Regions from separate parts of the Homo sapiens genome. Here all the other regions are linked to region 1. Evidence: chromatin loops called from intact Hi-C (ENCODE). Cell type or tissue: A673. All regions are shown on one strand. Region 1 overlaps LOC105369308 (a long non-coding RNA gene). Region 2 overlaps CLDN14-AS1 (CLDN14 antisense RNA 1). Region 3 has its middle 24 kb from the start of CLDN14. Region 4 overlaps HLCS (holocarboxylase synthetase). Region 5 overlaps SIM2 (SIM bHLH transcription factor 2).

The links. A loop is a pair of places that touch in the nucleus more often than their neighbours do. Peaks named below come from ENCODE experiments on the same cell type or tissue, not always from the same donor. Only the 100,000 strongest peaks of a DNase experiment are listed, where the experiment ranks them.
Region 2: a loop joins it to region 1, with 9 times the contacts of the local background. A loop is called at or near these places in 8 of 110 quality-filtered maps.
Region 3: a loop joins it to region 1, with 5 times the contacts of the local background. A loop is called at or near these places in 8 of 110 quality-filtered maps.
Region 4: a loop joins it to region 1, with 3 times the contacts of the local background. A loop is called at or near these places in 20 of 110 quality-filtered maps.
Region 5: a loop joins it to region 1, with 2.9 times the contacts of the local background. A loop is called at or near these places in 6 of 110 quality-filtered maps.

Annotation. Positions count from the first base shown.
Region 1 is chr21:36,638,085-36,643,084 of GRCh38, forward strand. It overlaps LOC105369308 (a long non-coding RNA gene), which reads right to left. Exons shown (of 3, transcript NR_188246.1): 2 at 1-4,922. Among named protein-coding and RNA genes, the nearest start is that of SIM2, 59 kb to the right of the region's middle. In A673, a CTCF peak has its summit at 2,959 (motif pointing right); DNase peaks (open chromatin) are centred at 2,277 and 3,027; H3K4me3 peaks cover 773 bases; H3K27ac peaks cover 4,233 bases.
Region 2 is chr21:36,488,249-36,493,248 of GRCh38, forward strand. The region is part of intron 2 of CLDN14-AS1 (CLDN14 antisense RNA 1); the gene reads left to right. It also overlaps a transcript of CLDN14 not described here. Among named protein-coding and RNA genes, the nearest start is that of CLDN14, 11 kb to the left of the region's middle. In A673, no CTCF peak of the experiment used is centred here; a DNase peak (open chromatin) is centred at 3,103; H3K27ac peaks cover 4,809 bases.
Region 3 is chr21:36,501,753-36,506,752 of GRCh38, forward strand. It overlaps a transcript of CLDN14 not described here. Among named protein-coding and RNA genes, the nearest start is that of CLDN14, 24 kb to the left of the region's middle. In A673, a CTCF peak has its summit at 2,672 (motif pointing right); a DNase peak (open chromatin) is centred at 2,689; H3K27ac peaks cover 1,798 bases.
Region 4 is chr21:36,851,690-36,856,689 of GRCh38, forward strand. The region is part of intron 6 of HLCS (holocarboxylase synthetase); the gene reads right to left. It also overlaps the pseudogene RNA5SP491. Among named protein-coding and RNA genes, the nearest start is that of HLCS-AS1, 110 kb to the right of the region's middle. RefSeq lists an enhancer at 2,840-3,134. In A673, CTCF peaks have their summits at 2,955 (motif pointing left) and 3,154; a DNase peak (open chromatin) is centred at 2,942.
Region 5 is chr21:36,703,924-36,708,923 of GRCh38, forward strand. The region is part of intron 1 of SIM2 (SIM bHLH transcription factor 2); the gene reads left to right. LOC107985492 (a long non-coding RNA gene) reads left to right here. Exons shown (of 4, transcript XR_001755029.1): 1 at 1-2,289; 2 at 3,374-3,462; 3 at 3,689-3,926; 4 at 4,465-5,000. Among named protein-coding and RNA genes, the nearest start is that of SIM2, 7.3 kb to the left of the region's middle. RefSeq lists enhancers at 1,090-1,919, 2,750-3,579 and a silencer at 1,295-1,476. In A673, CTCF peaks have their summits at 2,398 and 3,419; DNase peaks (open chromatin) are centred at 2,431 and 3,388; H3K4me3 peaks cover 1,920 bases; H3K27ac peaks cover 5,000 bases.

The DNA.
Region 1 (5,000 bases):
TCTTGAGACTTAAGGCGCTGTCATGGAACTTAACAATACGCCGTAGTCCTCAATTCATGTCTGAAGCATTAATGCTATTTTCATTTATTTCTGTCTTTCATATGCAGTGGGATCTTAACAAATTGAGGCCTAGAGATGGACAGAAAGACTCCCAGGCACCAGAAAGCTATTTCTTGCAGCCACCACGTTGCTGTGATTAACAAAATAGTTGGATGCATTTTCCACTCAAAAGTGGCTACAGGGGGAACTGAGTGTGAGTTGTTCACTGTCAACTAACAGCACCATTAGAATTATGTTAAAGCTGAGCTAAGAGAAGCAAGAGAAAGGATGCTACTCAAGAAGAATCTTCTAGTGAAAGAGTGAAAACTTTATTGGTCTCAATGGCAGTGGTGAATCAAGGACTTTTTTTTTTTTTTTTTTTTTTTTGAGATGGAGTCTCTCTCTGTCGCCCAGGCTGGAGTGCAATGGTGAGATCTTGGGGCTCACTGCAACCCCTGCCTCCTGGGTTCAAGCAATTCTCCTGCCTCAGCCTCCTGAGTAGCTGGGATTACAGGCACCCGCCACCACGCCCAGCTAATTTTTTGTATTTTTAGTAAAGACGAGGTTTCACCATGTTGGCCAGGCTGGTCTCGAACTCCTGACCTCGGGGGATCCATCCGCCTCAGCCTCTCAAAGTGCTGGGATTACAGCCCTGAGCCACCGTGCCCGGCCCAAGAACTTTTTAAATTCTGTGCAACCAAGAAATTCAAAACTGATCTACATGCCCTGTCCAGGTTGACCAGTTATCCCGCTAAACTAGTAACCACCAGAGACTGAGCCTGGAGTGGGGGCTCTATCTGTGCCTTGCTTAGTTCTTCATTTTGATTAAAAATACAAATGCCTATATTCTACCCCTAACCCCTTTACTGACTAATTCATGGGATCCATTTGACCGCTATTGATGTTTTCTCACTTATTAAAAAAAATAGTTTCAGTGTAATTATTCTGAGTTAAATACATTTGCCTCTTTTTATCCTAAAAATTGGAAGTTGAAGAATCCTTTTGTTGCCCTTAATGAGCTACCGTAGTAGCTTCCTAGGGCTGCAGTCACAAAGTATTGCAAACTGGCTGGCTTGAAATAACAGAAACCATTCTCTCACGGTTCTCGAGGCAGACATCCAAAATGAAGGTGTTGGCAGGACTGGTTCCCTCTTGGAGACTCAAAGGAAGAACTGGTTCCATGCCTCTCTTCTATCTTCTAATGGTTGCTCTTGGTTTGCAACTGCGTAACCCCAGTCTCCATCCCTGTTGTCACATGGCTGTTATCCCTCCGCATGTCTGTGCCTTTACATGGTGTCCTCCTCTGTATGTGTGTCTCTGTATCTATTTTCCTCTTCTTATAACTTCCATCTTAGTTACATCTGCAAAGACTCCATTTCCAAATAAGGTCACATTCACAAGTACCAGGAGTCCAGACTTGAACATATCTCTTGCAGGGACACAGCTCAACCCCCAATGCACAGTGTGCCTGTCAACTTCCATACACACTGGTTTGGTTCTATCCCAGGAAGTGGGGAGCCAGGGCTGAGAGACCAAAAATCCTAGATCCTGGTCCCAAGTTCTCAGCCCATGACTACGCATTACTGTTTCTAACAATGATATCAAAGGATCCTAAAGACTGGTTATATTGAAATACGCCAAAGACAACCTCTAACCCTGAGGCCCAGAAAGCCCCAGGAATCTAAGCTCTCAGTCTTGGACCCAACAGCAAGCCCTCTCTCAACTACTCTGATGGTCTCCTGGCCCCGACATCAGCATGTGTAGCCTCCTGCTGCCTGTCTGCAAAGCCGTCCCTGCACAATACACTCTTCTAAGCATCTCAGAGAGGACAGGATGTGGCTTTGCATGGTAGTTGGAAATGATCAAGAAAATATATATTTACCAAAATCTGAGCTGAAATTAGGATATCCGGATGCTGAGTGTTAATGAGCAGCGTGTCGGTGTTTAACAACCGGGGCCACAGGCCATCAGTTTCACAGGACTCATTTGAATAATGCTTCCAACTGTACAGACAGTGCAGGGAAAGCAGTACACAGATTGGCTTATCAGGAAACACATAAAGGAAAGGAGGAGGGGGAAAAAAACCCCATGGGATCCTGCAGGCTAAAAAAAAAAATGCTAAAAGGAAAAATAAATGTACATGTGTACCTCTTAAGTCTCACAAATCTGCAGGGATTTGTAACTCAGGAAAACCCTGAAGTGAAACACAAATCAAAAAGGGACCAAGGGCCATAATCCACATTCCTAAATTAGTTGTCTTTTCCGGTAATGAAAAAAGAATCAGACTGTAAGTATACAATATCTCTCCCTGTCATTGCCGCTTCTTTCATTGCTTTCTTAAAATATTACAAAGCAAACAAATCCTGCATTCTAATCCATTATAAACCAGTTCCATATCTAATCAACTTGAAGCCAAAGCCATCTGAGCAGTGCAAACATTTTTTAAAAGAGTCATTCTAAGATAAGCAAAACAGGAAATTGGAGGTTGACGATGATGAAACTGATATCCAAATGGTAATCTGAGCAGTAAAGTCACTAAACCCTTCCTGCACCATAAACAGAGTTTCTTGGGATGTGTTTCATTCGCTTTCCCTGGCGATTTGGCAGTAGGTTGTACCAGTTAGTACAAATCATCATCTTTCTCTTCCTTACCCCATGTCGGCAGACCGCGGCCAGGATGCGGGATCCCAGGGCGCCAGGCGCTCCCATCTGCTCTGCTGAACAATGTGTGGTCCACCCTTTATCCAAGCTGCAGAGGGGAAGGGCAGATGGAGCCACCTTGCCTTCTAAGTGACTTCAGCAAAAGCACATCTGTCCTCCAGGGCAGGTTCTCGACCCCAGCACTATTCACATTTTTAGCTGGATCGCTTTTCGTCGTCGGAGGCTGTCTTGTTCGTGGTGGGTTGTTTAGCCGCACCCCTAGCTTCTACCCACTAGATGCCAGTAGCACCCCTCCCAGATATGACCATCAAAAAATGTCTCTGAACATTGCCAAATGTCCCTGGGAGTGGGAGGCACAATCACCCCCTGTTGAGAACCACTTAGAAAGAACTTTTGCTGGGAAGAGCTCAGAGCATGCATTTAAACAGTGTTCGGTGTTCTCGCATTAGCCTTTCCCAAGGGAATTAGTTACTAACTGAATGTCACCTTCTCCACGAGACTTCCCCTGAGCACCCTATTTATGCTCACTCACTATTTTCATTACTTATCATGTTAACTGTTTAATATTCTGCCTCCCCTGTTACACTATATGTAGTTCCAGGCACAGAGTAAATGTTCAAAAACATTTGTTGGCCAGGCAAGGTGGCTCATGCCTAGAATCCCAACACTTTGGGAGGCTGAGGTGGGAGGATCACTTGAGGCCATAAGTTAGAGACCAGCCTGGTCAACATAGTAAGATCCTGTCTCTACTGAAAGAAAAAAGAAAAAAATAGCCAAGCACAGGGGCATGTGCCTGTAGTCCTAGCTACTTGAGAGGCTGAGGCAGGAGGATTGCGTGAGCCCAGGAGTTAGAGGCTGCAGTGAGCTGTGATCATGCCATTGCACTGTAGCCTGGGCAACAGAGCAGGATCCTATCTTTAAAAAAAGAATTAAAATAAATTTTAAAACATTTACTTATTTGACAAATAAATGGAAAGAAACCAAACTTCACATAGTATAAACAAAGAAGAAATGAGTTGCCCATCTAACTAGGGTGATGTGGTGAGGAGGACCCAGGGCTCCTGGACTCAGTGCCACAGCCACGGTGCCAACAATGAATTCAATGACACCTGCTTGTCAGGGCTGTTGGGGGTTAAATAGGGTCGTGTGTGTATGTGCCTAACACGCAGCGCATGTGTGGGTGCTCCGGCCTGCCCCGCCTTCCCTACCTCTTTTCTGATGCAGCATCCTCAGCTCTTCCCCAGGGTGCTCCCTGCCTGTGGACTCCTGGGGCCCAGGCCAGACCCTGCCTGCAGATGATTTGAGGACCCGTGTCTTTAGCAGCCTGTTTGGTCTGAGGCCTGGGTCCATGGTGGCAGACCACTTGCCAGACCAACCCCTTGGCTGCCTGGCCTGTGAACTCCAGCCGCCCCACCTCTGGCCAGCACCCTGGGCCCATGCACAGTTCGACCTGGGCGAAGCTCTGTCTGCCACCTGGGACCCCCAAAGGTGCCACCTTGCCTGAGCCAGGCACTCCCTGCTCTCCTAAAGTCACTCAATCTTAGGAAATGTCTGTTGTCCAATCTGGCACACTCCATGCTGTGGGTGCTCACACTTCTTAGACGTAGTGCTCCACTGGGTGTGCTCTGTTCTTGGGGTAAAGCTAAGTCCTTGTGGCTTTAGACCAGAGAAGTTTCTTTCTGTCTTACAGGGAGTTCCAAGTAGTGAGGGCTGCTCAGCTCCACACAGTCACTCAGAAACCCAAGTCCCTTTCCCGTGTAGCTCCCCCATCCCCATGGCTTTCTTGTTGTCTACGTGACTGAATTCACTTGCCTTCCCCTGCTTCCAGCCAGGGGAAGGGGAAAGAGTATGGAGGAGATGAGTCCTACACAGAGACATGAGTCCCATATCCAGAAACGGCACTTCCTTACATTCCCATGGGCAGGAATCTAGTCCCACGGCCACATCTCACTGCAAGAGAGGCCGCAAGGTGCAGGCAGAAGGGAGGGCAGGCAGAGGGGAGATGTGGGGTCCCTTCCCCACTCTTCTCCAGCAATCATTTCCTGAGTGTTTTGCTGACTGCAGTCACCTCCACTCCAGTGAGCTCCTTAATCCAGCAGAGAAGACACACACCCAGAGCACAATCTAAGAGGACACAGAGGAGTGGGCAGCTGGCTTGGCTGTTGCACTTGAAGACAGGATCCCAACCAGGAGCAGACGGGAGGCGGCATTCGAGCTGGCGTCTATCTAAGACAAGAGGAGGAAGGACAGGGTGAGAATTTTGCCTGGTCTTAAATCCATATGCCCTTGAGTTTTTTCAA
Region 2 (5,000 bases), 150 kb before region 1:
CCTTCCTTCCTTCCTTCCTTCCTTCCCTCTCTCTTTCTTTTTGAGACAGAGTCTCACTCTGTTGCCAGGCTGGAGTGCAGTGGCGGGATCTCAGTTCACTGCAACCTCTGCCTCCTGGGTTCAAGCGATTCTCCTGCCTCAGCCTCCCGAGTAGCTGGGATTACAGGCACGTGCCGCCATGCCCAGCTAATTTTTGTATTTTTAGTAGAGACGGGGTTTCACCATGTTGGCCAGGATGATCTCAATCCCTTGATCTCGTGATCCACCCTCCTCGGCCTCCCAAAGTGCTGGGATTACAGGTGTGAGCCACCGCGCCCGGCCTGTGATTCCACTTTTATGAGATACCTAGTATAGTCAAATTAATAGAGACAGAAGGTAGAATTGCGGGTGCCAGGGGCTGAGGGCGGGGGGGTGGGGAGTTACAGTTTAATGGGTACAGACTTTCAGTCTGGGAGGAGGAGAAAGCTCCGGAGAGGGATGGTGGTGGATGGCTGCATGATATGCGTGTACTTAATGTCACAGAACTATGTACTTCAAATGGCTGAAATAGCACATTTTACGTTATGTGTGTTTTACTACAATAAAAAATACAGAAAGAGGCCGCGCACAGTGGCTCACGCCTCTAATCCCAGCACTTTGGGAGGCTGAGGTGGGCAGATCACCTGAGGTCAGGAGTTCAAGACTAGCCTGGCCAACACGGTGAATACAAAAATTAGCTGGGTGTGGTGGCATGCATCTGCGATCCCAGCTACTCAGGAGGCTGAGGCAGGAGAATCACTTGAACCTGAGAGGTGGAAGTTGCAATAAGTCGAGATCAAGCCACTGCACTCCAGCCTGGGCAACAGAGTGAGTGAGAGTCTGTCTCAAAGAAAAAAAAAAAAAAATATATATATATATATATATATATATGGAGAGAGAGAGAGAGAGAAAGAGAATGGGGGGCGGGAGAGAGAGAGAGAAAGAGAGAGAGAGAGAGAGAGAACATCCAAAACTGATATTAGCCATTCTGAATTGGACTGTCCCATCAAATGTGGTCTTGCAGCTGTCCACTTGTTTAGGAGTAAGGAGTTTTATTGGAATGAATGTTCTCAGATATTAATCAACACAGTACCTCCCTCCCTTCTCAGTTCCAGCTGATGCTGAGACACCAATGGCAAATCTTGATCCATGCCCACCCCAGGAGGATGAGCGACAGTCAGGATTTTGGGCCACAACACATGCAGCTTCCTGCAGTGTCCTCTTCTCCAGGGTGTGCTGTGGGAAGGCCTCACCAGCTTGGGCAGGGGCTCAGCTCTCACGGGACGAGGCAGCTGAGTAGCTGATGGCAGGGCCTGGTGGGGGGCCGGGGACGACGGCAGAGTCATCCACTGCCACTCTGGACAAAGGCCAAACCTGTCCTGGATGCCACCTAGTTGCTGCCCTCTTAACCTGACCCTCTGGCCTGCCTCAGACCTTATAATTTCCTAAGCACGTCTGCATAGACTGTTATTTAGTCTTGCCAATGACCGCGAGGGAGCTGTTATCACTGCCAGGCATCATGTCCAGTCCTCACGGCTGGCCATAAGAAGATCCGGGCCTCACCTGGGCCTCCCATCCAAGCCCCAAGTTCTTTCCTCCCCCAGTAGCCAGCCAGAGCCACCAACCCTCCCTCAAGCCATGAGAGGAAGCAGCTGTGATGAGCACTGAGCCCTCAACCAGGAGCCGTTGAATGAACAGGTGTGAATCTCAAACACAATTTTCTGCAAGGTCTTCTCCACTCCCAGGCCCAGCTGTATCTCTTACGGCTGAGGGATCAGGATGACTTTGCTGCGGCCTCGCTGGAAGCATCTCTCTAGATTGCCACGGACCAGGCAGTCTAGAGATGAGGAAGTCAGAGGCTCCACAGACACTCAGATATCATCAGATCCCCTCCCAAAGGGAGAAGAATGCTCTGTTTTATTTTATTCTATTTAACTTTGTTAATTTAATTTTTAGAGGCAGGATCTTGCCCTGTTGCCCAAGCTGGAGTGCAATGGCTCGACCGTGGGTCACCGCAGCCTTGAGCTCCTGGGCTTAAGAGATCCTCCTGCCTCAGCCTCCCAAAGAGCTGGGACTACAGGTGCGAACCACCATGTCTGCTAGTTCAATTTTTTTTTAATTTTTTTTTTTTTTTTTTTTTGTGACAGAGTCTCACTCTGTCACCCAGGCTGGACTGCAGTGGCGTGATCTTGGCTCACTGCAACCTCCACCTCCTGGGTTCAAGTGATTCTCCTGCCTCAGCCTCCCAAGTAGCTGAGATGACAGGTGTGCACCACCATTCCAGGCTAATTTTTGTATTTCTAGTAGAGATGGGGTTTAACCATGTTGGCCAGGCTGCTTTCAAACTCCTGACCTCAAGGGATCCACCTGCCTCGGCCTCCCAAAGTGCTGGGATTACAGGTGTAAGCCACCATGCCTGGCCAAAAAATTTCTTTACTTATAATTTTTTGTAGAGATGGGGTCTCTCTATGCTGCGGAGGCTGGTCTCGAACTCTTGGCCTTAAGAGATCCTCCCACCTGGGCCTTTCTCTGACTGTTCAGTTTGATACACGTGGAACCAGGTTTGCTTGCACCCTCCTCACCGCTTCTGCTTTCTGCTCCTCCCAAACACATGAACATATTCAGATATGCATCAACGTGCACATATGCCAACACGTGTGGGCACACACATGCAAGTGCACAGACACACACACACACACACACACACACACACACACACACACCCCTGGACACACACACATTGTTTTCTCAAAATGACTTTTGGCAGCAGCAAAGCCAAACCTTTCCAAAGGCCGAAGAAAGGCCTTCATTTGCATCACGTTAACTTGGGGGGCTGCATCTCCTCCCCTGTTTTTAGTACAAAACATGAGTCAACGGTTCAACCCTCACCCCAGCAAACTAATTAGGGTCAATGTGATTAAAGGGCTCAGCTCTGGTGCAGGAACTAGGATCCCCAGATATCCTGAAGAACTTCACTCACAGTCTCTTTCCTAAGGTTTGTGCCCTAAAACAAGGCACTGACTCACTGTGTTCAGCTCTTAATAACCTCAAGAACCTCCCTTCCCAGCTGGGCGCCTCTTCCATAAAGGGGTTACCAGAAAACAAGAAGCAACACACAAAGCTTTCAAAAGCGAAACGGCGAGGAATGTAGTGCGTGTCAGCGAGTCAACGAAAATAAGAAAGGGACCTGATGTCAAGCTTGACACGATCATTTTAATTTCCGCGTACTTTTTGGGTCTTTTCATGTTGGCTTCATGGAAATTTATGTTTGCTGAGAAGACTGTATTTGCTACAGGATCTCGCTGTGTTCATTTAGCCTGGTAATAAAAACCATCTGCCTGAAATCCTTTTTGGAACAAGGAGGGGTATAAGCAAATAAGCAAATGGTCATAAAAGATCTGGAGAAGGGTGGGGCTGTGTCAGGAAAGTGGGGAGCCTGGAGTACATGCCTCGGGAGTGGCGACTGTAGGAGGCCGGGGACTACTGAAGGTCATGTGTGAGGCTGTACAGCTTTCCCAGTAAATATGGTGCATGTTGGGAGGACAGGTGCATGTGGACAGGCCGCCTCTCTTCCCAAGCACCCGCTCTGGGCTGGGGTCTCACCACTGGAGTAAGAACAGTATCATGATGCATTAAGTGAGGAGTCCTTGACGTGGGTTGAATAGTGTCCCTGCAAAACTCACGTCCACCCAGAACCTCAGACTATGACCTTCTTTGGAAATAGAGTCTTTATGGGTGTGATTAAGTTAGTATGTGGCTGACTGCGGTGGCTCACGCCTGTAATCCCAGCACTTTGGGAGCTTGAGGTGGGAGGATTGCTTGAGGTTGGTAGTTCGAGACCAGCCTGGGCAACATGGCGAAACTCTGTCTCTAAAAAAAATGCAAGGGCCGGGCGCGGTGGCTCACGCCTGTAATCCCAGCACTTTGGAAGGCCGAGGCGGGTGGATCATGAGGTCAGGAGATCGAGACCATCCTGGCTAACAAGGTGAAACCCCGTCTCTACTAAAAATACAAAAAATTAGCCGGGCGCGGTGGCGGGCGCCTGTAGTCCCAGCTACTCGGGAGGCTGAGGCAGGAGAATGGCGTGAACCCGGGAAGCGGAGCTTGCAGTGAGCCGAGATTGCGCCACTGCAGTCCGCAGTCCGGCCTGGGCGACAGAGCGAGACTCCGTCCCAAAAAAAAAAAAAAAAAAAAAAAAAAAATGCAAAAATTAGCTGCAGGGCATGGTGGCGAGCACCTGTAATCCCAGCTACTTGGGAGGCTGAGGTGGGAGGATCTCTTGAGCCCGGGAGGTGGAGGTTGCAGTGAGCAGTGATTGTGCCACTGCACTGCAGCCTAGGTGACAGAGCAAGACCCTGTCTCAAACAAAACAAAACGAAAAAAAGGTAAAGATGAAGTTATACTGGCTTCCAATGGCTGCTGTCCTTACAAAAAAAGGATAGGCATGGAAGAAGGAAGACAGCCACGTGACGACAGAGGCAGAGGTGGGGATGATGCGACTACAAGCCAGGGAAGGCCAAGGAGACCTGGAGCCACCAGGACCTGGGACCAGCAAGGAAGGGGCCTCCCCTAGAGCCTTCAGAGGGTCGTGGCCCTGCAGGCACCTTGATTTTGGATTTCCAGCCTCTGGAGCTGTGAGAGAATGATGTTCTCTGTAGGAGGAAGCTCTCTGAGTCCCCCTCTCTGCCTGGGAGCTCTGAGCCACTGTGTCTTTGTGGGGAGAGACGAGTCAGACAAGATCGCAAAGAAGCATCTCAAACTCTTGGCCTTTAAAGCAGGCATTGAAGACCATGAGCAGGACAGAACCAACCCTGAGAGGATACTGTTGAGCACGTGTTTTGTTTACCGGTTTGTTTTTCTGCCCGCCCCCGGGGAGGAGGTCGAGCCTCCTGGACTCAAGGAAATAAAAGGGCAGCCTCCTGGAGAGCAGCTGTGAGGGGCTGTGAGAGGGGCCTTCGTCCTGTCCTGGTCTCTGGGTCCAC
Region 3 (5,000 bases), 140 kb before region 1:
GGCCCATGGTTTTCTCTAGTTGAACACACCCCAGGCTCCCAGCCAGCCCCTGGCCCTCGAGAGGGGTTGTTTTTGATGGCAGGAGGGAGATAAAAGTGAATGTATTTTAGGATCTTGTTACTAGGCCACAAGGAAACACTGGATGGAAAGTCTTATGAATTTGAAAAGACCTTTTTTTTTTTTTTAAATCAAATCCAAGGAACCCAAAAGGCGTTAAGCTATTGTTTAAACATAGACCCAGTGCCCAAACCCTGCACACTAGTTTGTAGAGGTTGGAAGAGGCAGGATGGAAGGGGTTAATGGTGCTATTCTTTCTTGAATATTCTGTAACACACCACAATGAGCCAAAAGCAGTCACAGGGAACCATCATGAGGAGTAGCATGTTTTTACCTATGTTAACTCCAACATCCGCAATAGCTGAACCTTAGAATTATTATCCGAATTGTGCATACCAGGAAACAACAGATTTGATGAGTTTAATAACTTGTCCAACATTACAAAGTTAGCAAGAGGTAGGGTCCAGAAATGAACAGCGTCCTTTCTTCTGCAGGCTGGCTCCCATGAAATACTATTCTTATGCCTGTTGAGGTCTGATGTGGTATCACATTATACTACTGGACCAGCTAGGGGGTCAAGAGCATTATGCCATCTCTGTAGTATGCTTAGGGGTCAGTCCTGAAATGAGCAGAGTTCACTTTCAGCCATGAAAAGGATATTCCGAGGAACTGATATCTTAGATTGCTTTCTTTTAGTGCATAGACATCACTTGAGAGGCTTCATGTTACTGAGACATCTTGTAAACTTTACAGCTACTGTTTTACACTTCATCAGCATTCCTGATCTTATTATGGTGTTCACTTCAAATAATGTTGGGTGTGTAAGAATCAAATGCAAATTGTACAGTATTTGACACGGATGTCTTTAGGAGCCAATATTTCCTTAAATATCATGGTTTCAGTGTTATCCACTAATGCTTTAATAGATAGGGTTTCTTTGCATTCATAAATGGTAATAAAGATACGAGTTGTCTACTATAAAACCAAACACTTATATTTCCCAACTACTAAAACATCTATGTAATCTTGAATCCATCTGACCTAAAGGAAGGAAAATGTTCTCAACCCAGGCTACACATTAGAACACTTGGGAAGCTTTGAAAAATTCTTAATGAATGGGCCCCACTCCTAGACCAATTAATTCAGATCTCTGAGAAGTGTGGTCTGAGAACTGATGGTTTAGAAAACTGTACAGACAGTTCTAACATGCAGCCAGCTTGAGAACTACTGGGTTTAGACAAGAATGGATTTTTTTGTTTTTTGAGATAGAGTCTCACTCTTTCGCCCAGGCTGGAGTGCAGTGGCACAATCTTGGCTCACTGCAACCTCTGCCTCCTAGGTTCAAGAGATTCTCCTGCCTCAGCCTCCCAAGTAGCTGAGATGACAGGTGTGCACCACCATTCCGGGCTAATTTTTGTATTTTTAGTAGAGACAGGGTTTCACCATATTGGCCAGGCTGGTCTTGAGCTCCTGACCTCAAGTGATCCACCTGCCTTGCCCTCCCAAAGTGTTAGGATTACAGGCATGAGCCACTATGCCCAGCTAATATGGTTTGGTTCTGTCCCCATCCAAATCTCATCTTGAATTCCCATGCGTTGTGGGAGGGACCTAGTGGGAGGTAATTGAATCATGGGGCCAGATCTTTCTCACGTTGTTCTCGTGACAGAGATCTGATGGTTTTAAAAATGGGAGTTTCCCTCACAAGCTCTCTCTTTGCCTGTCGCCATCCATGTAAGACATGACTTGCTCCTCTTTTCTTTCCACCATGATTGTGAAGCTTCCCCAGCCACATGGAACTATGAGTTTTCCATGAAATCTCTTTCCTTTGTAAATTGCCCAGTCTTGGGTATGTCTTTATCAGCAGCATGAAAATGAACTAATACACCAGCCAAGAATGGATTTTTAAATTAATGGAGTTAGGTCTGATTAATATCAATGCATTAATGTATAAATGTCTACATTATGCATTACAATAAACAGTTTTGAATATAACACAACTAAAATATATGCAATGAATACAATACATACAGTAAGTCATTAGCTTCCAGGTATAAGTAGATGCTCAATAAATATTACTGAGTTACTGAATGAATGGCATCCTACAAAGTTTTATATGAAAAATTATATTTTGATGAAATTAAGATGCCATCAATTGTAAGATGTAGTATCACTGATAAAGAAAATAGATTCATTAAATTATGACATGCTATCTAGTATGTCACACCCTAACTTCAAAAATGTTAAAAAGGCCAGATGTGGTGGCTCATGCTTGTAATACCAGCACTTTGGGAGGCCAAAGTGGGAGGATCACTTGAAGCCAGGAGTTCAAGACCAGCTTGGGCAACATAGCAAAATCCCATCTATATGTAAAAATAAAAAAATTACCTGGGCATGGTGGTGCACGCCTGTAGTCCCAGCTACTTGTGAGGCTGAGGTAAAAGGATCACTTAAGCCTAGAAGTTTGAGGCTGAAGAGAGTTATGATCGTGCCATTGCACTCAAGCCTGTCTCAGAAAAAAGTTAAAAACAAGAAAAAAATACAATATTTTGAAATTACTGTATTCTCTTTTTCTGCTTAGTCTAGGCCAACTGTTATACCATTAACTTCCACTAGATGCCGCTGTGACCTGCTACTTCAGGTTCCGAAAGGCAATCTGAAAGCCAATTTTCTCCAAGGATTTAAAATTGAAATAATTCACCCCCTTTAAAGACAAAAGATATTTTAACCACCTCATATTTTAGGGGGTTGTGGCTCATTCTTTCTTTGTGTTAAGACCTATCTGAAGTATCTCATGAAGTGTACAATTATTTAAAAAGGAAACTGAAAAGTTTTAATGGCTTGATAGAAAACAATTGCTTCCCTTTTATCCACATCCCCAAATTTCACATTTTGCGTGTAACTCATGACTAGTCTGCAGTGGGTTATAGAGAAGAGATGGTAACACTGATAGGAAGGCTGATGTTGACTTCAATGAAATAAGAAGTAAAACTTGAAGGAAAGAGTATGACATCTTCTGATTTGAAGACAGCAGATCATGGTACCCTGTACCCATGAGTCACTGCTCCCAGAGATAGGAAAAGCTGGGTGGAAAAGAAAATTTGGGCTGATAGGACTGGGTCCTGAGCTTGAAGCCAAGCCCAGTGTTAACCCTGGGCATTGACCCAGGCCCTCCCTGACTGAAAATCTGGAAGATTTTCCCTGCTGGGTGAGAATCACTTTTTCAGCAAAACAATACAAGCTTTAGGGCCAAAAGGAAGCCCATGAAGCTTCCAGAGACGTGCTTAGAGCAATGCTGCTCAAATTCTTACCAATCTCCACTATATGAGAACAGAAATGGACAGTAAGTATCTCAAAACTTGTATAACAAATTTAAACAGGTTTACGTCTGCTAAATCTAATAAAAAGAAATCAGGATTGTATTTCATATGTCTTTGTTTCATATTTCATTTTTCCAGTAATTCAATTCTTTTAGTATTTTACAAAAGTATTGGTCCATAATAGATTGGAATTTTTTAAAAAATAGCCCTTCAGCCCAGATAGCTTTTGAAGCACTGCAGACAGCCCACCCCAAGCTGCTGGAGGAGGCAATTCCAGGACGATGAAGCCATCATACTCCTGAATAATGTTCTAGTAGACCAAACAGCTAAGAAAGGGCTGAAGAACAGGAGCACTTAGATGATAAAGGACAGGATGACTGGAGAGCTAAAAAGAAATCCTAAGAACAGAACACCTCGGGGAGTCCCAGCCTCTGAACCCACAGTCAGCAGCTCACCAGAACCTAACATTTCTGCAAAGGCTCAGAGATTCCACCATTGCCACTCCCAGCAGTTCGCCTGCCCAATGTAGACAATCAGCCTAGCACTGACTTTGGGACAAGAGGATCTCAGGTGGTTACAGTGAAAAGAAAATGCAAAACCACTCAGGATTGCCCAAGTCTGACATATTTAGGTTCAGAAGAGAAACACACAGAGAGGTCCATTGTTAACCCCTTCCTGGTTTGATCCACCCAAAGCCAGCCGGCTTGGATGGAGGGGAGGCGTAAGGCACTGTGGACTTCCATTTATGGGTAACTGTGAGCTGGCTTTTGTCTTCTCTGAAAAATGCCCTGTTACACTAGCATACTGTCAGTGTCTTTTTTGGATAGCCATTTGGTAATATCTATCAAAATGTAAACAGTGAATACTCTTCAACTCAGCTATTTCTCTGCTAGAAATTCATCCCCCAGTTATACTCCTAAAGTAAGCAAAGACATAAATAATACAGGATTCAATACTCTCTGGCTCTTTCTGAGAGAATAAAACTGGATAAAATGTAAATGTCCTTTATAAGAGATTAGTTACATAACTACGGTACATCCACACAGATTAGTATGCACCATTAAAAGATTAAATGCTTCTGCAGTTACTGATATGCAAAGAGTTCCAAGACACAATGTTAAGTGAAGGAAGCAAGTTGAAGTGCAGTGTGTACAGCATGATCCTATTTGTGTAAACAAGAACAAATGCAGTCAGGTACGGTGGCTCATGCCTGTAATCCCAGCATTTTGGGAGGCCAAGGCAGGTGGATCACCTGAGGTCAGAAGTTCAAGACCAGCCTGACCAGCATGGCAAAGCCCCATCTGTACTAAAAATACAAAAATTAGTTGGGTGTGGTGATGGATGTCTGTAATCCCAGCTATTTGGGAGGCTGAGGCAGGAGAATCGTTTGAACCGGGGGGGCGGAGGTTGCAGTGAGCCGAGATCGGGCCACTTCACTGCAGCCTGGGTGAAAGACCAAGACTCTGTCTCAAAAAAAAAAAAAAAAGAAAGAACAAATGCATTTCTGTCATGCAGAGAGACCTTCTGAGGGCTGCACAAAAAGCCGTTCACAGCGATCACCTCTGGGGGGTGGAGCCAAGGGTCAAGGTCGGGGAGGACTTTCATTTTTAACTTCACACTCTTGTA
Region 4 (5,000 bases), 210 kb after region 1:
TAACACAAAGGATAAATGCTTGAGGTGATGGACACCCCATTTACCCTGAGGTGATTATTACACATTGCATGTCTGTATCAAAATATCCCATATACCCCATAAAATATACACATACTGTGTACCCACAAAAATAAAAAATAAAAATTTTAAAAAGCTTAAGAGTCCTCCACATTTCAGAAACATATATTTTTAAACATTAGGAAAAAGGTAGAAAAACAGTAGTCTATGGCCGTAAGAGCCCGCAGGCACCCTGCTTGTCCGATCACGGACGCTAAGCGGGGTTGGGCCTGGCTAGTACTTGCATGGGAGACCATGTAGGAATGCCGGGTGCTCTAGGCTTAAATTTAAGTAAGTCTAAGTAATTTAAAGAGATTTTTTTAAGACGACAGATTATAAGTCAAAGTGCCACCCTGTGGCACCCATGACTGTTCCTGCTGCAGAGATGCTCTGAGGATGCCATTCGTTCTCACATGGAATTCTTTCATGAAGATCCCAAAGAAATTCCTGTCTGGTCTCACCTTCCAGAATACATCTACTTTTTTCTAAGCGTCTCTCTAAGTTTAATCTGTGACTTGTTGACTTCTTTACATCAGCTGTTAGTAAATCTAAAGACAAATTCCTAACTGATGAGATAAGCTGGATTACCTGAACATTACCATGGAGCCCCTCTGGGTTATCTAACACGGGAAGACCAGAGGCTTTCTCTCCTGGCAGAGAGGACCATACCCAGCTTCCCAGGGGCCCTCAAGTCCATGCACAGGGCAGCTGGATTTCCCAGACAATTCTGGTCAGCAGCCAACAAACACCCCAGGTCCTGCTGCTTGGTGCCAGGCCAGCTGCTGCCCCACTGACAAGGGGCTCTCACAATTCCTATGCCAAATGAAAGCAGTAAGGAAACAGAGTTCTTTCTCCAAAACACATTCACACTTCATGGCCAGCACAGAGCCCAGCACACCTCTCAGAGGGGTACCAGAAGGATCAGAGGACCAGATCCTTGGTACATCTGCCTCTAAAGCCTGATCGTTAAGCCATATTCTAAGACCTTGAGGACCCCACCCCAAGTCCTAGTGCACAATAGGTACCTCCTGCAAAGATGCAACCTGCCTGAAACCATCCCTCAGACACAGGACCCCGCTGAGGACATCACTTCCTCATCCCTGCCAGTGCACATCTCTGGTGCAGCTTCTCCTTTTGCCCCTCCCAATTTTAATTCAGGACCTGACAGATTTATAAATTGCCTCCAGTAATTTCTGGAACACAGCAGCACAGAAGAAGGAGAAGGAGGGAAACCAAAAGAAAAAACACAAATTCTCTATCTTTCAATGCAAGTATAACTTTTTGCCATGGGTTTTGGCTTCCTATGACTCAGTGCACACTATCACCTCGAGATTCTCATGATGAATAGGATTGAAAATGTCCTAAAATAGAGCCACCTTCAAACTGCAGTAAAACACCTTCCCAAGAGGGCACACAGGTACAAATGGTCTTAAGGGCAAAAAAATCCACAGAGCCTCACTCTCCCATATGTGCTTTCCTAAAACACGTTATTTCGGAGCGAGCTTGGAGTTCAGGCACACAAAGCTCTATCTTTAAACCTCTCCTTAAACAACTGCCTTTCTCCCATGTGACAAAGAAAGGGAGAGCACTCACCCTCCCTGGGTGTAACTATGGAAGGAAGTATCCTGGAAGCGTAAAAACCTCCATGGGGCAACAGACAGGTCATACAAAATTCTGATGACAGCAAAAAATGTGCAGATCAAGGTTTTTATAACAGTATGTTTAAAACATGGGATAAAATACAAGTTTTTTTAAGTATGTTATTGTATTGATGAGGTAGTATTAAAATTAACCATTTCAATTTTCTCAAATAGTTTTAAGTACAGCAGATTAAACTAAATGTCTTTAACTAAAGCACTAACAGGTATAATGATAACAATTTGGTAAGTCACAGTAAAGTCTCTTAACTATCCTTCAGATATTAATAAAGTGAATAACTCTAATAACCAGTAACAGATTCTTTCACAAATCAGGTGGGTTCCAGTTCTTTGCTTTCAACAAAACTGAAGGAGGACCTAACTGAGTTATTAAGTCAATAAAAATAATTACTGATGAGAGTGCAATATAATTTTTGGCATATAACTTGTAAACATTTCAAAAAAACTGAGTGGCAATGCTGTTTTTAAAAATTAATTCCATCCAAATGGAATTAACATTTGTTTTTGTTGTAGAAAAGCATCCTGGAGTGATTAATAAAAGACTTTTCAAGCATAAAAATGGGTTATATTAGTATATTGTTCTATGGGGAAGAATGGAAATATGAGTTCAAAAATATAAAATAACGATGTGAAATTTTGACTATTAAAAAAGAGTCTCATATAACTTTTAATGGATAATGGCAGGCATCAAATAGGTATGGCATTTAAATTCATTGGATAAATTTTAGAAAGACATGAGACTCTTTGAACGTCAATATTTGTCATATGTTAAAAATCACATCCTACAATTAAGCTTTTGATGAGAACTGTTAGATGTCAGCTTAAACACGTGTAAGGGGATTTACAGATTTTCAAAATTATTTTAGGGGTACACAACTAAGAACACTGAACAATCACTGCTATAATGGCACCCTATTACTCTACCACAGGAACAAAAGCTCCCGGGGTTCCCACCAGAGACAGGCACATCTGGGGCACGGGGAAGGACGCTTAGAGTGATGCTCATTTAAAAAGCTCATTTTAACAGGGAACAGTAAGACAAGCATCAAAAGGAAGTGCAGACTGTACAGATCCTTGGAGCTCTGCAGGGGGAGTGACTTCTTAGGCGCTGGTTTTCCTCCTGTTTATGAGAGTAGGACTAATAATTTGAGCAGTTCAAGGTGGGGAAAAGCTTAAGTACTGAGTGCACTGAGGAAGCAGAGGTCACAGGAAGGACCCCATAGCGAGGTCCTCTGTGGGTGCAGGACTGCCCCCTAGGGGACATTTCAGAACTCTATTTTTCTGGTTGTCATAATGACCAGAACGTAGTGCTCAGAGGGGCCAAGGATTCACGATGTCTTGCAACACACAAGGTCAGCCCTGGACAACAAGATTCTCCCACTATTAAAACAAATTTTTAATATTCCACTGGACACACATTTAGATGAAATACTTGTTCACAATGATCTGACTTGAGAATCTGATTCTATTTTTGCGGGTACACAGCAAGTACTTTCTGTACAGCGGTATTAAACTCTAAATATTCCAAAGATAGGACCACCATGTAAATCAAGGGGGAGTTGGGTAAAGTCCATACAAGCACAATCTGTTTCGCACTCTGAGACCAGATCATCTCAGGCTACACTATTCATAGTGTCCAGGCTGCCCAAGACCTTGCAGCCATCATATTCATGTTTTTTTTTTGTATAGGTGCATGTGTCTATTTCATCACATCTTCTTAACAGTCAGATATGAGCACATATTCCGATGCATATTATTTTCTTTAACTTTTTATTTCTATATTGGTTTTTAGAATTATCTGTATAGATCGTTTATATAATGTATAAATCCAACTTCAAGAAGTTGGCCACGCATGGTGGCTCACGCCTGTAATCCCAGCACTTTGGGAGGCCAAAGCGGGTGGATTGCCTGAGGTCAGGAGTTCGAGACCAGTCTTGTCAACATGGTGAAACCCTGTGTCTACTAAAAATAAAAAAAAAAAAAATTAGCTGGGCCTGATGATGTGTGCCTGTAATCCCAGCTACTCGGGAAGCTGAGGCAGGGGAACTGCTTGAACCAGGGAGATGGAGGTTGCAGTGAGCCGAGATCACACCACTGCACTCCAGCCTGGGCAACAGAGCAAGACTCCATCTAAAAAAAAAAAAAAAAAAAAAAAAAAGGTTAAAGGTGGCAGTACAAAATGTTTGTTTGTTTGTAGACAGGATCTCGCTCTATTGTCCAGGCTGGAAATGGCACAATCATGGCTAACTGCAACCTCTGCCTCCCAGGCTCAGGCGATACTCCCATCTCAGTCTCCCAAGTAGCTGGGACCACAGGTGCACGCCACCACACCTGGCTAATTTTTGTATTTTTTTGTAGAGATGGGGTTTTTCTGTGTTTCCCAGGCTGGTCTCAAACTCTTGAGCTCAAGTGATCTGCCCTCCTTGGCTTCCCAAAGTGCTGGGATTACAGGTGTAAGCTCACACACCTGGCCCAAAATATTTGTTATAAAAAGAGATATGGACATGCTACAACATGGGTGAATCTTGAAAATATTATGCTAGATCAAAGAAGCCAGAGGTGAAAGGCCGCATGTTATATGATTCCATAGCTATGAAATGTCCAGAACAGGCAAATCCATAGAAACAGAAAGTAGATGGTGACACCCAGGGCTGGTGGGTGGGGGGCAGGGGGAAGGGGAGTGACTGCTAATGGGTACAGGGTTTCTTTTTGGGGTGATTTTAAAAAGTTCTAAATTTGAGTGTGGTGATGACCATACAAGTGAGAATATAATTTTAAAAACCACCGAATTAATTGTATGCTTTAAGTGGTTGAATTGTATGGGATGTGGTTTATATTTCAAAAAGCTTTTTTAAAGTATTGGTCAAATTTGGTTGAAAAGCGCTACTCCAGACTTGCTCACATGGAAGAGAACTGGAGGGGAAAAAGGTAGGCCAGAACATCTAGGTGGGACCCCTACAGGGTTAAAACAGCTATGAAGTATCAGAACACTTCTGCTATTTAGACTGCGGAAGGCTTTCATTTTAAAGGACATACAAATGGCAATGAACATAGGTGAGACTTTCCAAAATAGAATCTATCTCAGATTGCAAATAAATACCACGGCTTCTATGGGTCGAAAAGACATAAATAACACACACCACCGCCAATAGTAGTCCTTTGAAACCCTCCAGACCCAATTAACACACTAAGAAAGCATAAAAACATAAACTGTTCTAGGAAGTATATCATCAGGTAAGGTAACACAGTCCCCCCAGCAACAAAAAGAAAAATAGAAGGAAGGAA
Region 5 (5,000 bases), 66 kb after region 1:
CAGCAGTGCCACTGCAAACCTGGCACAACAGGCTGGTCCCAGGACTCAGCTCAGCAGTGAAGTTGGAAACCAAGGTTGAGTCTCCCCATCTCCCTTTCCCCAACCCGAAAGACCCAAGATGGGTGTGGGTGAAAGAGGGAGAAAGAATTGCTACTCCAGAAACTGTCATTTGCCCACACGAAACGAGGTGGGGTTCAAGGTCTGAACTCTTCCAGTGCCTGGGTGCCTTTGGGTTTAAATTCAGCTGCAGGTGCCCCCATCACCACTTCCACCTGAGCACACCACGAGAAGCCAGGTTATCTTAGAAACTGTTTCCCGGAATCAAAGCGACTTGATTTGGAGAGTTGGGTGAGGAGAAACTCACCCCTATACCCCTCAGGGCGTCAGAGATGTGAGGCAATTCTCTACCTCCGCTGGAAAAAATGCAGATTTATTAAAGGTCGACTGTTTAGCAGAACAACGTAGATTTTTTACAACGCTTTCCCCGTCTCTGCTTTGAAGCCTGCCAGGCTGCAGCTGGGGATCCAGGAGGGAAAGCCCGCAGGCGCAGAGGGGACAATCCGGGAAGTGGTAAAGGGGACACCCGGGCACAGGGCCTGTGCTTTCGTTGCAGGCGAGGAAGTGGAGCGCGCGCTGCAGATTCAGCGCGGGGCTAGAGGAGGGGACCTGGATCCCTGAACCCCGGGGCGGAAAGGGAGCCTCCGGGCGGCTGTGGGTGCCGCGCTCCTCGGAGCCAGCAGCTGCTGGGGCGGCGTCCGAACTCCCCAGGTCTGCGCACGGCAATGGGGGCACCGGGCCTTCTGTCTGTCCTCAGAATACGTAGGATACCCGCGGGCGACAAGCCGGGCCAGGCTAGGAGCCTCCTTCCCTGCCCCTCCCCATCGGCCGCGGGAGGCTTTCTTGGGGCGTCCCCACGACCACCCCCTTCTCACCCGGTCCCCAGTTTGGAAAAAGGCGCAAGAAGCGGGCTTTTCAGGGACCCCGGGGAGAACACGAGGGCTCCGACGCGGGAGAAGGATTGAAGCGTGCAGAGGCGCCCCAAATTGCGACAATTTACTGGGATCCTTTTGTGGGGAAAGGAGGCTTAGAGGCTCAAGCTATAGGCTGTCCTAGAGCAACTAGGCGAGAACCTGGCCCCAAACTCCCTCCTTACGCCCTGGCACAGGTTCCCGGCGACTGGTGTTCCCAAGGGAGCCCCCTGAGCCTACCGCCCTTGCAGGGGGTCGTGCTGCGGCTTCTGGGTCATAAACGCCGAGGTCGGGGGTGGCGGAGCTGTAGAGGCTGCCCGCGCAGAAAGCTCCAGGATCCCAATATGTGCTTGCGTGGAGCAGGGAGCGGAAGAGGCAGCCGGTCCTCACCCTCCTCTCCCGCCACGCACATATCCTTCTTGACTTCGAAGTGGTTTGCAATCCGAAAGTGAGACCTTGAGTCCTCAGATGGCCGGCAACGCGCCGAGGTCACGCTCCCCAGAAACACCCCTCTCCCCTCCCCTACCCCAGCTCCCCCTGGGGCGGGTGGTAATTGGGGGAGGAGAGGCCGCAGGCAGGGAAGGGGTGGGAAAGCCAGAGAGGGAGGCACAAAGTGATGGCAGCCCGGCAAACACTGGGGCTTCGGGCTGGGCCGCGCTCGTTTAATCCCACAAAAATCCCATTTTGGAGGTGAGAAATAGAGGTTAGAGGTCGGGCCCTTCTGGAGATCAGACCGAGGAGACGGGCCCAGCTGGCGTCTTAAAGCAAGGAGGGGGAGTCGGGAGGAGGTGAGACCCCTGCACCCAGGTGGGGCTCCCAAACCGTTCTGGATTTACCACACTCCCAGGTCCGATTTTCCATGGAGGGCTGGGGTTAGGGACTGGCACCTTCTTGTTGTTAACCGCATTTGATATTCACAAGAACCCTGTGAGGAGACTTTGTCACCGTTTTTAGATGCCTGAGGTTGCCGGAGGGGCAGTGAGAGAATCGTCTAACCTGGTGTTCCTACCACAGTCCAGGCCCTGTGTCCTGGGCTGGACCCACAGCCCCTGCCACCACCCAGAGGAAGGCGCGAAGCTGGCTGCCTCCTTTACGGGTCTCCCTTAGGTGCCCTCATGAAGGGGGACGGCCACCTCACAGTGCAGGAACTATCTCCCCGTTTGCTCCCAAATAGTCTTCTTGGTGTGGTGCTGTCTATGGTCTGTGACCTGCATCTGGAGTTACCCCCAGGACCAGCTTCGGAAGAGGAGGGATCGCTTGGAGGCCGTGCAGTGTGAGGAACGGCAGGCAGGGTGTGGGACCAACATGCACACACTCGCAGGTGCTGGGGCCAGGGAGGAATGAGGCGCTGGCTCCCTTTCCCTCCATTTCTCCCTGGGGGTCCCAGCAACCTGGCCATCCCTGACTTCCAACAGCACAGCGTCCCCACAGGTCCTGCAGTGCTCTGCAGGGGTGCAGGGAGCTCCCCTCCCCCCAGCCGCAACCTCACCTTCCTCACCCCCACCCCTCCGGCAGGAAACCACAGGCTGGGTTGGGGACCCCTGGTGCTCCAAGAGAGCAGTGAGTGCTGGGAGCCGCTAACCCCGAGGCGCCTAGCACAGACTCTTCTCACCCCTTATTTCTGAAATAAAGCCCTTCCTTAGGTCCAGATGAGGACCACGTGCTCAGTGCCTCACTTTCGTGGGAGTGTATATCACTTTACAGTATCAAGACAATTTTCTTTCGTTACAAATCTTTATTTAGTCTCTGCGTTTAGACCAAAGTAGATTTTTATGGGCTGAGTGAAAAAACCTCGCCCGCATTGGTTTCTGATGGAACAGCTGGCAGCGCCACGGCCCCGGGTGGGGTGGCCTAGAGGCAGGGGTGCTTGGGAGGAACATCTAGCACCCGACCACCTCCACCAGGTGGGAAAGGGACGTTTGCACCAAATCTCCGCCGGCAAAGCAGAGGCTTTGGGGAATTACAGAAAAACTATAATGATCTAAAAGAGAACAAGTTATCTTGAACTGTGCGGGTATTTGAATCATACAGAAAATTGTCCTGTGTGCCCAATGCACTTTTGCATGTAGAGCCAGGGCCTTCGAGGAAGCTTTCAGGAGATCCCGGGCAGCGGAGTCTGGTCTGGAGTTTCATTTCCGTAGGTGCAGATTTCTCCCCAAGTCTTCCCGCCATGGGCTTTGCAAGAAGCCAGGGCCCAGAGGCCACGCTCACCGTTAACACTGCACAGGGCAAAGGTGGCTCCAGGACAACTGCCCAACCCCAGGAACGACCCAGCAGCAGAGAAAAGGACAGCTGCCAGGGTGCCTTTGTCGCTTTTTGGAAATCAGAATTCCTGGGTCCTTAGTTAAGTCTTACTTCACCAAATCCCAGGACCTTCACATTTTGGTTCTTGCCATTGCTAACAGTTGTAAATGCTGCCGCCACGAGGCCTGGGAGGAAGGACCCGCTGGTGAGAGCACAGGGAGTGCTGCTGTGATCACGGTGGTGATGCGGGGTGAGCGCGATTTCCCGGGATTAAAAAGCCACCGCTGCCCCCGTGGTGGAGGCTGGGGGCCCCCGAATAATGAGCTGTGATTGTATTCCCGGGATCGTGTATGTGGAAATTAGCCACCTCCTCAGCCAGGATAAGCCCCTAATTCCTTGAGCCCAGGAGGAGAAATTAAAGGTCATCCCTTTTTAAATTGAGGAATAGTGGTTTTTTTTAACTTTTTTTTTTTTAGGTTTTTAGTTGCCGAATAGGGAAGGGTTTGCGAAGCCGCTGCCCTGGGCCGAGGTGCATTTTACGCTTCCAGAGGTCGAGGCCTCCAGAGACCGCGATGCCCAGGGCGTTCCCGGGGAGGCTGAGAGACCCAGGGTGCTCTGGGTGACTGCACGGCGACTCCTCGGGAACCCACTCGTGGCTGCCCGCTTGGAAGGGCTTTGCGGCCCCGGGAACGATCTCCAGGATCTCCACGGCTGGTCAGGTTCCCCGTCCCTCGTATCCCGCGCTGCCCGGGGGCTCCTGCCTTTGGTTCAGTGCTCGCGGCACCACCGCACTCAGGACGGCAGTGGGGGGCTGGGGCTGGGGCTGGGCCTGGCCCAGCGTGGGTTGGGGCGGGGGACGCGCCAGCAGCGCCCGCAGCTCGCTCCGCAGGGGTCGCAGCCAGGGGTCGGGAGCTAGGCTCGTGGGCCGGGAGACGCCGGGCGCGTTGTCCTCCGGGGAGGTTGGGGTGCAGGCGGTGCACCGACCCTCGCCATCTGGCGCTGCAGCCACCAGCCACGGCGCTTAGTGGAGGGTCTGCGGCCAGGCTCCCGGCGGAAAGATTCCGGGGAGGGCTCGGGGGTTGTCCCAGCCCGCGCTAAGCGCCGCAGCCTCGCCCGGCTTTCCTGCTTCCTCGGACTGTGCAGGGGAAGCCTGGGGTCTCGCGGGGCGCAGCAGTCAGGTCGAGGGTGCAGCAGGAGGGGAGTCCTGACGGGCAGGTCCCTCTTTCCCCTGGTGCGCAACACTGGTTGGTAGCTTTTGCGGAGGTGGTGAAGAAGGGCAGGAGGCCTGTTGAGCGGAGGAGTCCGGGGATCCCTAATTATGTGACAGGAGACCCTTTCCAGTTCGGCCTGTGGCCCATCCCTCTCTCACCGCCGGCAGATTGGAGTCTGCTCTCGGGGAGCCCCCAGGTAAACCCCTCACAGGGAGAAGGTTTCGGATTGGAAGGAGGACCGCGCTCGTGGGGCGCCTGTGAGAGCTGGGAAGCCCAAGGGGTAGCGTGTAGGGGGTTTTTTATGCGGGAGGAGCTGCCTCCTGGGCGGCGGGGACTTTCTGTCTCAGCCTGTCTGCCTTTGGGAAAACAAGGAGTTGCCGGAGAAGCAGGGAAAGAAAGGAGGGAGGGAAGGAGGGTCCTTGGGGGAATATTTGCGGGTCAAATCGATATCCCCGTTTGGCCACGAGAATGGCGATTTCAAAGCAGATTAGATTACTTTGTGGCATTTCAAATAAAACGGCAATTTCAGGGCCATGAGCACGTGGGCGACCCGCGGGAGCTGTGGGCCTGGCAGGCT